Linked DNA regions of Homo sapiens: region 2 is linked to region 1. Evidence: read pairs that join two places in POLR2A ChIA-PET (ENCODE). Cell type or tissue: PC-3. All regions are shown on one strand.

Evidence for each region. ChIA-PET counts read pairs that join two places held together with the same protein. Peaks named below come from ENCODE experiments on the same cell type or tissue, not always from the same donor. Only the 100,000 strongest peaks of a DNase experiment are listed, where the experiment ranks them.
Region 2: POLR2A ChIA-PET joins it to region 1 with 11 read pairs; 2 of 35 experiments call an interaction of 5 or more read pairs at or near these places.

The regions. Positions count from the first base shown.
Region 1 is chr20:34,708,983-34,716,982 of GRCh38, forward strand. It overlaps TP53INP2 (tumor protein p53 inducible nuclear protein 2), which reads left to right. Exons shown (of 5, transcript NM_021202.3): 4 at 254-542; 5 at 1,076-4,454. The coding sequence ends at 1,325. NCOA6 (nuclear receptor coactivator 6) reads right to left here. Exons shown (of 15, transcript NM_014071.5): 15 at 5,792-6,383. The coding sequence ends at 6,340. Among named protein-coding and RNA genes, the nearest start is that of TP53INP2, 8.6 kb to the left of the region's middle. RefSeq lists silencers at 1-496, 537-796, 1,047-1,216. In PC-3, a CTCF peak has its summit at 1,027; DNase peaks (open chromatin) are centred at 189 and 4,609; H3K4me3 peaks cover 1,823 bases; H3K27ac peaks cover 2,161 bases.
Region 2 is chr20:34,344,762-34,352,761 of GRCh38, forward strand. No RefSeq gene overlaps it. Among named protein-coding and RNA genes, the nearest start is that of ITCH, 15 kb to the right of the region's middle. In PC-3, no CTCF peak of the experiment used is centred here; a DNase peak (open chromatin) is centred at 4,950; H3K27ac peaks cover 1,330 bases.

The DNA.
Region 1 (8,000 bases):
GTCACGGGGCCCCTTCCCATGAAAGCCGGGGCTCTCTCCTGGCGGCCCAGGAGAGGCCCGCACGTCAGGTCCCCTAGGGCAGCAGGGCGAGACGCCTGGCCCGTGGGTGCCCCGGGGCGCTGCGGACGGGCTGCGGGTCTGACTAACGATGCCCTTTCTCTCCCCGCCCCCTTGTCCGGTGTGTGTGTGTGTGTGTGTGTGTGCCTCCTCGCTGCTCCCCTCCTCTGCACGGCTCCCATCCCGCGCCCCGTAGACAGCTACGCGGCTCCACCCAGCCCCGGGGCCGCCCCTGCCCCCGCGGGCCGCCCTCCGCCCGCGCCCTCCTTGATGGACGAGAGCTGGTTTGTTACCCCTCCCGCCTGTTTTACGGCAGAGGGGCCTGGACTCGGTCCCGCCCGCCTCCAGAGCAGTCCCCTGGAGGACCTCCTCATCGAGCACCCCAGCATGTCCGTTTACGTCACCGGCAGCACCATAGTGCTAGAGCCCGGGTCCCCTTCCCCGCTCCCGGACGCGGCCCTGCCTGACGGCGACCTCAGCGAAGGGTGAGCGGGCCGGGGGCGGAGCCTGGAGGCCCAGGGAGACGGATCTTGGAGGCCAGGGTCCAGGCTAGGAGGCTGGGGTAGTGGGGCCAGGAGCCCGCCCCGCGCTCGAGGGGGTAGCGGCCTTGGGAGGGTTGCCTTTGAGACAAAGTGGGGGGCCGGTGGGCCTCCGGGCGAGGCTAGAAGCGGGCCTGAGGACGGAGGGGCGGGGCTTGAGAGGGAGGGGCGTGGCCAAGAGGCTGGGGCCGGGGTTGGAGGCTTGAGGAGCGTGGCTGGAGCGCCTAGGGAGTGGGACTTAAACAGAAAGGCAAGGGTGGAATAGGGGGTGGGGGTCCAGTCTCCCCCGAGGTCCAGTTTACCTGTTAAGGGCTAGAACCGAGGAGGCACCTCCGGGTTGGTACCCACAAGAAGGGCGTCGGGCACCCCAATCTGAACAGACACAGAACTGAGCCGAAGCAAGGGTGGGAGATGGCAGCGCCCTCTAGACCCCCCGCCCAGCTTACCCGGCTTGACCGAGCCTGGCTCTGTCCTCACAGGGAATTGACGCCCGCCCGCCGCGAGCCGCGGGCCGCGCGCCACGCCGCTCCTCTCCCAGCGCGGGCGGCGCTGCTGGAGAAGGCGGGCCAGGTGCGGCGGCTGCAGCGGGCCCGGCAGCGGGCAGAGCGCCACGCGCTGAGCGCCAAGGCGGTGCAGCGGCAGAACCGAGCCCGCGAGAGCCGTCCGCGCCGGTCCAAGAACCAGAGCAGCTTCATCTACCAGCCGTGCCAGCGCCAGTTCAACTACTGAGCGTCCACCGGCCGCGCCACGAACCCCTTGCCGATCCCGATCCCTGTCGGGCTCCTCCGACTCCTCGGGCTGGACACCGAAACCTCCCTTCTTAAAGCGTGTGAGGTTGGGTGATAGCCGTTCCTTCCCCGACACCCTCAATTTCCCCATCTCTGATCCTCTAATCTGCCTCTGAACCCATTCACCCTTCACCCTCACTCCTGGTCCCCATACCCAGCATCTAATCATCCATGCCCCCTACTCCTGGCCCCTCCATCCTTTCTTCTCTGGTCCCCATCCCTGTCTCTCCCTTTCACCCTTGCCCTCCAGTCCTCTACCTCTGGCCTGCCCCTATTTCTGAAAGCTTCTTCCAGTCCCTGATCTGGCTCATTCCCCACCTTCAACTCCCACCTTACATGTCTCACACTATCCCATGGTTGGCATTACACTCACTCCTGTTCCCTTATTCTTCATTCCCAGTAATTCCCTACCAAATGGTGGGGACCCTGAGCCCAGCTCTGACCAGGTAGAGCCTGTGCAGCCTGGGCTGCTGTCATTGCCCTCCAGTAAGGGCTCAGGGTTTTGCTTTTAGTCTCCCCTTCCTTCTGCCTTGGGGGCGGTACTCTGTGGAGCTGCTTAGGCCTGGAAAGGTACAGTATGTAGAAGAGGACTGTGAGACGTGAGTTAGAGGGAGAAGATGGAGGGAATCTAGGGAACGAGGCAGCCTATTGGAGATGCGGACAGGACAGACACGTTGAGAAGCTGCAGGGAGCAGGGCACCAAGGGAGTGTGCACTGTGCTTGCTCAGAGAGGCCAAACCCTGCTCCCAGGCTGAAGCCTGGAGTCTGCCCCCACTTCCCTTTTCTATAATCCACCCTTCTGCAGGCCCTGAAATCTGAAGGGCTTAGTTAGTACCTTGCCACTCTACCCCCAACACGTCACCCGAGTAGAAGCTGGGCAAGGCCCTACCATCCTGGCCGTCTGTTCACAAGCCCAAGGTGCTAGAACTAGCTTAGGAGACATGCAGGCCACAGGGCTTCTAGGCAGGGAAAGGGCACACACCCTAGGTCAGCGTGCAGAGCAGTGATGCTGGAGGACACACCATGGGGTGAAGCCATCCCAAGGCTGACAGCTCAGTCTTCACCTTGCCTCTGGCCTTGTATTTCACACCCTGCTCAGTATGGCTAGCCAGCAGTCCTGAGTAGGAGTCCAGGACTCCCACTGTCTCAATCTGCAAATTGTTCCTATCCAGGTTCAGGGCCTTCAGGGGGCCTCTTTTCATTTTCTCCCACAGGCCTCTCTTTCTTTCTAGGTTGCTGGGGAGAAATGGGTACCCTATGATCCCCCTCCCCTTCTCCTCCAGTAAATACCTGGAAGAGGGAACCTGAATCCCTGGGGGAGACAGAAGGGGCAGGGGCCACCAGCCTCCCCTTCTTGTGGTGAGACTGAATTTTGGGCTCAGACACCAGCAACAGCCTCTTGGGATGCCCTGAGTTGCTTCCCATTTCCTCTTTCTAGCCGTCCTTTTCTAGTGTGTGCTCACTCTTCCTAGGAACTTTTAAGACTTCTTGGTACCTATGAACATAGGTCCTCCCCTCACCCCAACTCTAGGTTTCCAGGCCTCACAGCCAAGCTGAAGCTTGGAGAAAACTCTGCATTCCCATGAGGGCAAAGGCAGCTGCCCTCCCTGACCCTATAGCCCCAGGCCTCATGGGGGGTATGTGGGGAAGGGATGGGGTATCCCCATGGATGCTGGGATGAGGACAGAGGAAGACCTGATGGGGTCTCCTATTCCAGGGAATAAGCCAAATTAACACTAAAAACGGATCAAAGCTCCCACGCCAGTCCACTAGGGCCCCAGTAGTTGACAGCCTTGCTCCTCTCCCAAGTTCTCCTTCAGAACCTAGTTGCTTTTATTCTTCCAGCTACCACTTGGGCACTTCACAGCCAGCCTAGGGTCTTCGGCACCTCCAAGAGCTGAATCTCCCTCCAACCCTTCTTGCCTACTCCTCACTGCCAGCTGGGACCTAGGCTCAGTCCTGTGTGGTGCCCATGATCCTTCTGGTGGGGGAAGAGTTTAAGTTATAGGGCATTTGGCTCAAATTTTAAAAGGCCTTTTGTTTACCTATATTTCTGGAGGCTCCTGTATTCTAGAACCCAATCTCTCACCTGCTTGGTTGCAAGGCTCATATTTTTTTGTACCTTTCCTATAGATTCTGTAGCATTTGAGTGTGGCAATATTTTAATTGTGTATAGATTTCTAAGAACCAACACTACTCAGTCTCCTGCTAGTCTGACTCCTGAAGCATCAGCCCTTGTCATACTGTATTGACTGTGTACGTGCCTTTCACCTTGAGCATGCTTCAGGATTTTTTTTTAAACCACAGAACTTGAATACATGAGGGAACCAGAGTTCAAAGTCCTATGCAACCTTAGGAGGGGGTTAGAGAGTCTGTTTTGATTGATGTTTTCTGAGGCCCTAGAGGAGTTTGTATCAATTTGTGAGTATTAATGTCAGTACTACCAGCACTTTGCCAAAACTGTCAGAGGGACCCGTTTCTAGAGTGAGTCCCAGTTACATCAAACAGTGACTTCCAGTTATTCCCCAGTAAGTCTGAGTGGTTCCTTCAAGCTGGGTGTCTTTCCAGCCTTTGCCAGTCTAGCCCCAGCAGGGCACCGTGTATGAATGCAGTTTGGTGCTGTTTTAGAGTATGCCTGCTCCCCAGCCCCCTGCCTGGAACCCTCTGAGCAACTTGCTCTGACCTATAATGTCTTAGGTGCAACACGGACCCCACCAGAGCTCTTGGATACCCCCCTAGATCCATGTGGCTTTATGTGAGGGGACTGAATGCAGACACACCATAGCCCCCTTCTACTACTTTCCCTCTCGCCCTGCCACCTAGTTCCACATGGAACCAACAAGTTGAGTGCATCCCTGTTGGGTGTTTTGTGTTGAGACTGGCTGAAATGAGGAGACTTTGACCATGTGACGTGTCAACAGACTCAAGGAGACAACCACCTCAACTGGGTCATGTGGCATGCCTGTGTATGTGTGTAACAGAATTCTGATTGTTAGACTGTAATGCTATTCCTCTATGGGAGAAAAAAATTAATATAAAGAAAAACAAATAAAAATATATTTAAAGCACATGATCCTTTCTGCCTGAGTTGAGCTTAAGTATGAGAAGCATCTTGTAATCTTAAGCACAGTAGTGGCATAGGATATTATGATAAAGCTGGCCTTGGTTCTGGTGTGTGTGTCATATGGGAGAGGAAGAGGGGAGATAAGCTTACTGGGAACAGAGCCAGACAATGGGGTCTGACTCATAAATGACTACTGTTAGAGGATCCTTACAATGCAAGACACATACATGAAGACAGCTGAAATAGAGATGAGAATAACAGCATGACAGAATGACCAAACTCATCCTTGTGGTCTCAGGCACTGGGTTAGAGCAAGGGCAAGTAGCCACTGGAGGGGAAAGGATGAAGTCTAATCCTGGGGGAGATGCAGCAGAAGGCTGAAGCCCAGGCTGAGACAAGGCCAGGGCCCCAAGCATCAGAGTCTCCTCAAGTTGCAGGTAGGGTGGGGCAGAAGCAGCTGGCTTTGGAGACTACACACATTTTGAAGAAGGACAGCCAGAGTGAAATGTAGTGGACATCTCTGAAATATACAGCACAAAATGACCCCTTTAATTTGGGAGCTGCTCTGTCTAACCACAGAACTAAAGGTGGAAACCTGACCTAAACTGGACTAGATTTTTTTTTTTTTGAGACGGAGTTTCACTCATTGCCCAGGCTGGAGTGCAATAGCGCAATCTCGGCTCACCGCAACCTCCGCCTACTGGGTTCTAGCGATTCTCCTGCCTCAGCCTCCCCAGTAGCTGGGATTACACGTGCCACCATGCCCAGCTAATTTTGTATTTTTAGTAGAGACAGGGTTTCTCCATGTTGGTCAGGCTGGTCTCGGACTCCCAACCTCAGGTGATCCACCCGCCTAGGCCCTCCAAAGTGCTGGGATTACAGGTGTAAGCCACCATGCCCGGCCCTGGACTAGATTCTTGATGCTGGCACAATCTTACAGGCCAGTTTGGGCTTACCTCCTGCAAGGAGGAGATGTCAGCACAATTGTTTTGGAGCAATCCACCATGCAAATGGAGGAGCAGATATGTGACATGGTGAAAAAGTGCCATCTCAGCTGCTGACAGCTTCCTGTCCCTAGAAAATCCTGGGTGGCCATTGATCTCTAAGTTGGTTTTGTTATTTGCATCAAAAGAAATCTGAGCAATATATATCAAAATACCTGGCACAGTGCTGAACAGGGCTAGTTTCTTCAAAGCCAAGAATGAGGTGAGGGAGCAAGTATGTACATTTTCCTCAACTTGCCAGGCGGGCATCTCAGGTTCAATGAGGACTAGATAGGAATTCCATCCACAAGGCTGTGTCTGCTTAGTTAAGGTCCAAAGAAAGAGCTGATCACCCAAAAATCCCTTACCAATAACATAACTTTATGTTCTATGACAATGACATTTATTTAACACGTTATTTCACATTGTACAAATCCTTAGATTCTCTTTATTCACTGGTCCATTTCTACAACAAATACATCCAAAACACTATATAATAAAATTATTTACAACATTTCCAAATGAGAAGATTGCTTTTGCCCCCACTACTGCTATTCACACACAGTACTTCCACGGCACAATACATCATTAGGAGATCTAAAAATGCTCACCCTGTACTCTAGGCTGCTTAGGAAATGTGAAAACTAGTAACATTTATAATGGCATTAGCTCCTTTCAATACAAGACAACATTTTAGAAACCTTGAACTTCAACTCGCAACACCAAAAGGGCTCAACAGTCCTGCTTTCCCCATTGCACTTTATGAAACAGGTTGCAGGGACTAGGAAAAGGGCCACATTATTAAAATTACTAACTGTACAGAAATTGATTTAAAAAAGTCACAGCTCAAAATTGCTCTTTGTAAAAGTCACACACATTTCCAAGTATCAAGTCGCAGTCCTGCTTGTTTACTTGGATTTTCTTCGCTTGGATTGCACCGCACTGGTTATGTCTGTGGGGGAAAGAAAGGACATGTTCAGTGGAAGTAACTCTTTACAGCAGTGCCCTTTAGACAGTCCACAACAAGCAGGGCAGACCTAAGGGGAGCCCTACTCAACTCAGAATCTGTCTAAGGGGTGCTCTGAATGGAGAGAGTCACAGGCTTTGCTTGATGACTTACGTGGGAAGAGGGTGTGGTCCTGCATTGGGCAGAATTGGAATGTGACAGAGGTGGTGGCGATGAAGCACACTGACTAGAGAAAGTGCAGGGTGGAGAGAGCCTTTGTAGCTGGGCAATTCACCCACTGTTTCCCTCACCAGTTCTCATCATAAAACGAAGTGTAATAGACAGACTGACAATGCTTTTGGTGAGAAATCAACGAGTAATGCCATAAGCAAATGAGTAAATTCTGTTAGAATGCAAAAAAAAACCTGCCTTGGGATCCCTTTTGGAGCCAAGCTATTGTTTCACAGTAAGGAACCATTTTTGTCATGCTATAGTCAAGGTCTAAACAACATGACCATGGGCCTTGGTCAGTGAGGGTCTACTATGGCCCAGCCAGTTATATCAAGATTGTGGAAGGCTGGGCGTGGTGGCTCACGCCTGTAATCCCAGCATTTTGGGAGGCCGAGGTGGGCGGATTGCCTGAGGTGAGGAGTTTGAGACTAGTTTGGCCAACATGGCGAAACCCCATCTCTACTAAAAATACACGAAAAACTAGCCGGGCGTGGTGGCGTGTGCCTTAATCCCAGCTACTCAGGAGGCTGAGGCAGGGGAATTGCTTGAACTACGGAGGTGAAGGTTCCAGTAAGCCGATATCCCACCACTGTACTGTAGCCTGGAGACAGCGAGACTCCGTCTCAAAAAAAAAAAAAAAAAAAAAGACTGTGGATACATACAGTCATGAATGCAATTCAGAATAAGCAACGGCCTGCTCTGAGCCCAAGTGAGCCTGAAGGCTTCATGGAGGAGGTGGGAACTGAGTGATTTACACACAGAATGACAGTGACATACAGGGAAATGACTATGTTTTGATTCCTTTAGTTTCTCTTGTACTATCAGTGTTTTAACTTAATCTTATGCCAGACTTAAACTGTGTTTCTTAAAAACGTTTTGGCCAGGTGTGATGGCTCACCCCTGTAATCCCAACACTTTGGAAGACTGACGCAGGAAGCTCACTTGAGCCCAGAAGTTTTGAGGCCAGCCTGGGCAAGATGGTGAGAACCCATCTCTACAAAAAGAAAAGAATTAGCTGGGTGTGGTGGCACATGCCTGTAGTCCCAGCTACTCAGGAGACCAAGTGGGAGGATCACTTGAGCCCAGGAGTTCATGGCTGAAGGAGTTCAAGGCTGAAGTGAGCTATGTTCATGCCACTGTACTCCAGCCTGGGTGACAGAGACCCCATCTCTATTTAAAAAAAAAAAAAAAATTCTACACAAAGTTATGGCAGAGTACAGTGAATAGCCTGAAGCTCTCCAAAGGTAAACACTTCTTTAGAATCTCATATTGACTTCAAAAGGTCACCTTTATTTCATATTCTGGTTTTAATATGAAAATAATGTTCTAAAATTACTTCTCATCAAGGAGAAAAAAAATGCTTCTAATATATCAATACAAAAGATGAATCAG
Region 2 (8,000 bases), 360 kb before region 1:
CACTGCAAGCTCTGACTTCCTGGTTCAAGCGATTCTCCTGCCTCAGCCTCCCGGGTAGCTGGGATTACACGCACGCACCACGCCCAGCTAATTTTTTTGTATTTTTAGCAGAGACGGGGTTTCACCATGTTGGCCAGCATGGTCTTGAACTCCTGAACTCATGATCCGCCCCCGCCTTAGCCTCCCAAAGTGCTGGGATTACAGGCGTGAGCCACTGCGCCCAGCCTTGAAGACATCTTTATAGAGGTATAATTGCCATACCATAAAATGCACACACTTTTAGTGTATAATTGAATGATTTATAGTAAATTTATTGAGTTGTACAACCACCATGACCAGAAAAAACAAACTCAGTTTCTCCCACTATACTCACAACAGGCCTCTGACACAAGATGTATAGGGGTTTTCCCCACACATCAGGCAATCAGTCAGTTCTGCAGTGGACACCAGCTGGGTGTTTTCTAGTCCAAATAAACTCTGATACTATCCACCTGAAAATAACACCAGGTCCCATAGGTTGAGTGCTCAGTCCCCAAGACTATCCTCACTTCAGATGCCAGTAATAAGTCCAGGCCTCCAGAACTTCAAACTAACCAGCCATAAATCAGGATTCCCACAACTCCCTCCCTGGGTTCCATTAATTTGGTAGAGGGACTTACAGAACTCAGGGAAACATATACATTACAAACGCTACAAATAAACAGCCAGATGGAGAGAACAAAGGGTAAAGTCTGAAAGGGTCTGGAGCACGGGAGCTTTTATCCCTATGGAGATGGGGTGTCACCTCCTCCTCCTGCGTGTGGATGTGCTCTCATTCACCTTCCTGGAAGCCTACAGGTGTTCAGCTATTTAGAAGCTCTCTGAACCCAGTCGCTTTGGTTTATAATGGAAGCGTCAGGCTGGGCCCAGAGGCTCACACCTGTAATCCCAGCACTTTGGGAGGCCTAGGCAGGTAGACCACCTAAGGTCGGGAATTCGAGACCAGCCTGGCCAACACGGTGAAACCCCATCTATATTAAAAATACAAAAATTAGCTGGTTGTGGTGGCAGGTGCCTGTAGTCCCAACTACTTGGGAGATTGAGGCACAAGAATTGCTTGAACCTTGGAGGTGGAGATTGCAGTGAGCTGAGATCACGCCATTGCACTCCAGCCTGGGAAACAGAGTGAGACTCTTGTCTCAAAAAAAAAAGCATCATTAGGTAAGCATGATTGATAAATAATTGGCCATTGGTGATTAACTTCACTTAGAGACCCTCCCTGGAGGTTGGGGGTGGGGCTGAAAGTTTCAACCCTTTGAACTAATGGTTGGATCCTCTGGCAGCCACTCTCCCATCCTGTGGTTATCTTGGAACTTTCCCCGAATCCTGTCATTAACATAAATTCTGCCGGGCGCTGTGTCTCACACCTGTAATCTCAGCACTTTGGGAGACCAAGGCGGGCGGATCATGAGGTGAGGAGATTGAGACCATCCTGGCCAACATGGTGCAACCCCGTCTCTACTAAAAAAAAAAAAAAAAAAAAAAAAACAAAAAACTAGCCAGGTGTGGTGGCACGTGCCTGTAATCCCAGCTACTCAGGAGGCTGAGGCACAAGAATCTCTTTAACCAGGGAGGCAGAGGTTGCAGTGAGTGGAGATCGCACCACTGCATTCCAGCCTGGTGACAGAGCGAGACTCCCTCTCAAAACAAAACAAAATATAAACTCAAGTGTGTTTGAAAAGGGATTGTTTTAAATAACAATATTTTTATCTTTCACCTTCTGGCACTGAAGCTATTCCAAGAGGGGTTTCAAAGATCTAGGACAAAAGGCCAAATATTTTAACAAAAGATTTTTTTTTTTTGAGACAGAGTCTCGCTCTATTGCCCAGGCTGGAGTGCAGTGATGCAATCTCGGCTCACTGCAACCTCCGCTTCCTAGGTTTAAGCAATTCTCCTGCCTCAGCCTCCTGAGTAGCTGGGACTGCAGGCATATGCCACCGCACCCGGCTAATTTTTTGTGTTTTTAGTAGAGACGGGGTTTCACCACATTGGCCAGGCTGGTCTCGATCTCCTGATGTCATGATCCGCCTGCCTCGGCCTACCAAAGTGCTGGGATTACAGGCATGAGCCACTGCGCCCAGCCAACAAAATATATTCTTATTGCTTTAGATACTTCCCTTATCCCCCAAGTTGGATTAAATGCTAGCTCTAGGGCTGGGCTCAGTGGCTCACGCCTGTATTCCCAGCACTTTGGGAGGCCAAGGCAGGTAGATCACTTGAAGTCAGGAGTTGGAAACCAGCCTGGTCAACATGGTAAAACCTACCTCTACTAAAAATACAAAAGTTGCTGGGCTCAGTGGCTCACGCCTGCAATCCCAGCACTTTGGGAGGCCGAAGTGGGCTGATCACGAGGTCAGGAATTTGAGACCAGCCTGGCCAGCATGGTGAAACCCTATCTTTACTAAAAATACAAAAATTAGCCAGGCATGGTGGCGTGTGCCTGTAATCCCAGGTACTTGGGAGGCTGAGGCAGGAGGATCGCTTGAATCCAGGAGGCAGAGATTGCAGTGAGCCGATATGGCGCCACTGCACTCCAGCCTGGCCAAAAGTGTGACTTTGTCTCAAAAAAAAAAAAAAAGTGGCCGAGCGCAGTGGCTCACGCCTGTAATCCCAGCACTTGGGAGGCCGAGGTGGGCAGATCATGAGGTCAGGAGTTCGAGACCAGCCTGGCCAACACAGTGAAACCCCATCTCTACTAAAAATACAAAAATTAGCTGGGCATGGTGGCAGGCACCTGTAATCTCAGCTACTAGGGAGGCTGAGGCAGGAGAATCGCTTGAACCCAGGAGGCGGAGGTTGCAGTAGCTGAGATCGCATCACTGCATTCCAGCCTGGGTGACAGAGCTGGACTGTCTCCAAAAAAAAAGTGCTGTTCCATTTGGAAGTCAAGGCTGATGCCACCTAAGTGGGTTCCTGCTATCCTGCTACAAGGAACTTGAAGACATCCTCTTTCTTCATTGGCAGGACATCAAGGGCTCTGGACATTGTGAAAGTTTCCCTTGAAGTTACAATGGGAATCCAGAACAACGTCACATGGACCCCTCCATGGGTAACACAGAAAGCAAATGGTGTCTTTTAAGATACAGAAAAATTTGAATTTTGATGGTTTCATTGACCAATTTTTCCTTTTATAGATTAAGCTTTTGTTGTCATATCTAAGAAATCTTTGCCTAACCCAAGGTCTTGAAGATTTTCTCCTATGTCTTTTTTTTTTTTTTAAGACAAGGTCTCATTCTATTGCCCAGACTGGAGTACAGTGGCAGGATCACAGCTCATTGCAGCCTCAACCTCCTGGTCTCATGCAATCCTCCTGCCTCAGCCTCCTGAGTACCTGGGACTACACACCTGCACCACTATGCACAAATAATTTTTTATTTTTTGTAGAGATGGGGTCTTGCTATGTTGCCTATGGTTGTCCACAACTCCTGGATACAAGCAATCCTTCCACTTCGGCCTCCCAAAGTGCTGGGATTACAGGCATACGCCACTGTGCCCAGTCCTGACATATATTTTTAAAATTTTCATAGATACAGCCAAATTGTCCTTCCACCACACAATTGGCATCACGTCAATTTATACTCCAATCAGGAGTATGGCTGTTTCTCACTTGCTTGGTAACACTGTTGAGATAGCAATTTTTTTGTTCCTGACCAATCTGATAGTGAAAACATGGCATCTCATAGTTTTAATAGCTAAAATCCTACTTTAGCCACATCCTAAGCAATATGTGTGAAATGACCAGCTCGATGCATTAGCCACCCACTGCTTCAGTATATACATTACTAAGGAATGCAACTGCTAAGATAAAAAGCTACCACACAATCTATTGAAATACTGACAGAAGAAATTATATGATGTCTGGGATTTGCTTTGAAATAAGCCATCAATGGAGGTAGTAGATGAAACTATTTTTCTTTCTTTTTGAGACCAAGTCTTGCTCTGTCACCAGGCTGGAGTGCAGTGCATGATCTCAGCTCACTGCAACCTACGCCTCTCAGGTTCAAGCCATTCTCCTGCCTCAGCCTCCCTAGTAGCTGGGACTACAGGCATGCGCCACCACGCCTGGCTAATTTTGTATTTTCAGTAGAGACAGGGTTTTACTATATTGGCCAGGCTGGTCTTGAACTCCTGACCTCAAGTGATCCGCCTGCCTCAGCCTCCCCAAGTTTGGGATTACAGGCATGAGCCATCGCATCCAGCCTTTTCTTAGAGATGAGGGTCTCTTTATGTTGCCCAGGCTGATCTCCAACTCCTGACTTCAAGTGATCTTCTCACCTCAGACTCTTAAAGTGCTTGGATTACAGGTGTGAACAAACATGCCCAGTCTGAAAACTATTGTTACTGGTATTTGAAGCTTATGACACTAGAAATTCATTATACTGTTTTCTCTTTTCTTATCTATCTCTGATATTTTTCACAATAAAAACATATTTTTAGGCTGGGCACGGTGGCTCATGCCTATAATCTTAGCACTTTCGGAGGCTGAAGCTGGCAGATCACTTGAGCCCAGGAGTTTGAGACCAGCCTGGGCAACATGGCAAAACCAGTCTCTATTTAAAAAAAAAAAAAAAAAGTTATTTATTTATTTTTTGAGATGGAGTTTCACTCTTGTTGCCCAGGCTGGAGTGCAATGGCGCAATCTTGGCTCACTGAGACTTCCGCCTCCTGGGTTCAAGCGATTCTCCTGCCTTAGCCTCCCGAGTAGCCAGGATTACAGGCGCCTGCCACCACACCTGGCTAATTTTTGTTATTTTTAGTAGAGACAGGGTTTTGCCATGTTGGCCAGGCTGCTCTTGAACTCCTGACCTCAGGTGACTCACCCGCCTCAGCCTCCCAAAGTGCTGGGATTACAGATGTGAATCACTGTGCCCAGCAAAAGTTGTTTTAAATGACCATTTATGGCACCACCTAAAATCATCTTGTGTACATCTGTCACTGCCCAACCCCTTGAAAGATGTTGGTTTAAAGGTTCAGAGTGAGGGCTCTAGGTCGGGCCGATCAAATGTGAATCCTGATTCCATCAATTACTAGCTGATCTCAGGGAAGTCGCCTAACCACTCTGGGATAGTTGCCTCAGCTGAAAAATCAACATTACCGAACCAGGTTCGTTCTGCCTGTTGCACAGTAAGCCAATCACTGAGATGATAAGTTTTGCAGCCAATAAAGAGATTATTCACAAGGCAGCCCAGTGAAGAGATAGGAGAACATGTCTGAAATCTGCATCTCTGAAAACAGGGTTTAGGGATGTTTATGGGATAAAGAAGCAAGGTGGTCCAAGGTGTAGGGAAAGGTGATTGGAGGTAAAGAAAAGTGGGGCCATTGGTGATCTGTGCAAGCCAGTTAAGCTTTATGGTTCATAGGATGCATGTTCAGAAAATGACATCATTAGTACGATCTAAGGATGGACTTTAGGGCTTTTTGGCACTCTAACATTGAAAGGTCACCCATCAGATACTCAAGCAGGCCGAGGTGAAGGGTCGGTGGGCTCAGCCATCTTGAACTGGATAAGAACTGACTGTGAGTTCCTGAAAAACAACTTAAGCAACCACTGTCACAGTGACCTATACATCAGAGATGTTATCTATAAGGAAGTTGTGGAAGTCTAGTTATATACTGCTTAGCTATGTGACTTTTAGCTATATAGGTTTTAAAATCAACTAGAAGCAAGTGACTAAAAGGAAACAAATCAAAGCATGATATAAGCTGATTCTTTTTTTTTTTTTTTTTTTTTTTTTTTGAGACAGAGTGTTGCTCTGTCGCCCAGACTGGAGTGCAGTGGCGCGATCTCTGCTAACCACAAGCTCCACCTCCCGGGTTCACACCATTCTCCTGCCTCAGCCTCCCAAGTAGCTGGGACTACAGGCGCCCGCCACCACGCCCGGCTAATTTTTTGTATTTTTAGTAGAGATGGGGTTTCATTGTGTTAGCCAGGATGGTCTCGATCTCCTGACTTCGTGATCTGCCCGCCTCGGCCTCCCAAAGTGCTGGGATTACAGGCGTGAGCCACAGCGCCCGGCCTGATAAAAATTTTTAAAAGGAAAGAAAAGAAAAGCAAGTAAGGCAGGTTAAGTTTGTTTGTTTGTTTTTGAGACTGAAATCTCCAGTGAGAACTTTAGGCAAGAAATTATTCAGGTCTGTAATTTGTAGAGATAGGCCAGTGGGGCTTTCCTGGAAGAAGGATAACTTTAGGTTTGAGAACAAGAAAAGAAGGAACTGAGGATAATGAGCAGGACTAGAAGAAGCTCTGACATGCTGATTATTATCTAAGGCTGTTCTTTAGTCTTGCAGTTGCCCCTCTGAAGCTCAAATCTCCCCAAAATTGCAGGGGGATGTGCTGAGAGCTCCTTATGGTGATCTATTTTTATAACTTTTTTTTTTTTTGAGATGGAGTCTTGCTCTATTGCCCAGGCTGGAGTACAGTGGCGTGATCTTGGCTCACTGCAACCTCTGCCTCCTGGATTCAAGCGATTCTTCTGCCTCAGCCTCCTGAGCAGCTGGGATTACAAGTGCGCGCCACCATGCCCAGCTAATTTTTGTATTTTTAGTAGAGACAGCGTTTCACCATGTTGGTCAGGCTGGTCTTAAACTCCTAACCTCGTGATCCGCCCACCTCACCTCTCAGATTGCTGGGATTATAGGCGTGAGCCACTATGCCCAGACTTTTTCTTTCTTTCTTTCTTTTTTTTTTTTTTTGAGATGAAGTCTTGCTCTGTCACCCAGGCTGGAGTGCAATGGCGCGATCTCGGCTCACTGCAACCTCCGCCTCCCAGGTTCAAATGATTCTCCTGTCTCAGCCTCCCGAGTAGCTGGGATTACAGGCATGGTATGCCAGGGTAATTTCTGTATTATTAGTAGAGATGGAGTTTTACCATGTTGGCCAGGCTGGTCTTGAACTCCTGACCTCAGGCGATCCATCCACCTCAGGCTCCCAAAGTGTTGGGATTACAGGCATGAGCCACTGTGCCCGGCCTATAACTTTTTTTTTCCTACTTCTAATTCAGTATAGAAAATTTGAAGGATACAGAAAAAGAGACTCTTCCTATCATTGATTCAGGAAGAGGCAGTTGTGATGAAGTTGAAAGAGACAATCCTGAGTTCCAATCTCAGATCTGTTTCTTGCATTCACTGTGAATTTTGGCCAGTCACTTTAGCCTTCTGAACCTGTTTCTTCCTCTATGAAAGTGGGAATCACAGTGACTCCTACCTCACTGGGTAGCTGTGGGATGAATAAAGGCACATCTAGTTCATAAACACACGGTGGGCACTCAATATATGTCCTTGTCTCCTCCTTTCTGTTTACAGAGAGGTTTCATTCAAGCATTTCCTGAGCACCCTTAAGGTGTCACTACGTGCCAGAAGACACATGAGTATGGACAAGACTGGCTCTTTCTCCTTGAAAGGCTTATGGATAGTCCAGGCTCAGCGACTCACGCCTGTAATCCCAGCACCTTGGGAGGCTGAGGTGGGCAGATCCCCTGAGGTCAGGAGTTCCAGACCAGCCTGACCAATATGGAGAAACCCCTTCTCTACTAAAAATATAAAATTAGCTGGGCGTGGTGGTGCATGCCTGTAATCCCAGCTACTCAGGAGGCGGAGGCAGGAGGATCGCTTGAACCCGGGAGGCGGAGGTTGCAGTGAGCCAAGATCGCGCCATTGCACTCCAGCCTGGGCAACAAGAGCAAAACTCCGTCTCAGAAAAAAAAAAAAGGCTTATGGTTTGGGGAGGGAGGAAGGAGGAAATCTTCCCAGATTAAATGGTCCAAACTCCTGCCTCAAGATAAATTAAAAAAAAAATACATTTGACCTCAATTTCCAGATGTCAGCAGAGGCCCAGAGAGGCAAGGTCACATGGCAAATAAATAGTAGGAAGGGAACTTGAACCCGATTAGGAGGAATATTGGGAAAAGAGCAAGGAGGAAGGAACTTTGTAAATAAAGTCATGCTAGTTTGTAGCCCAAAAA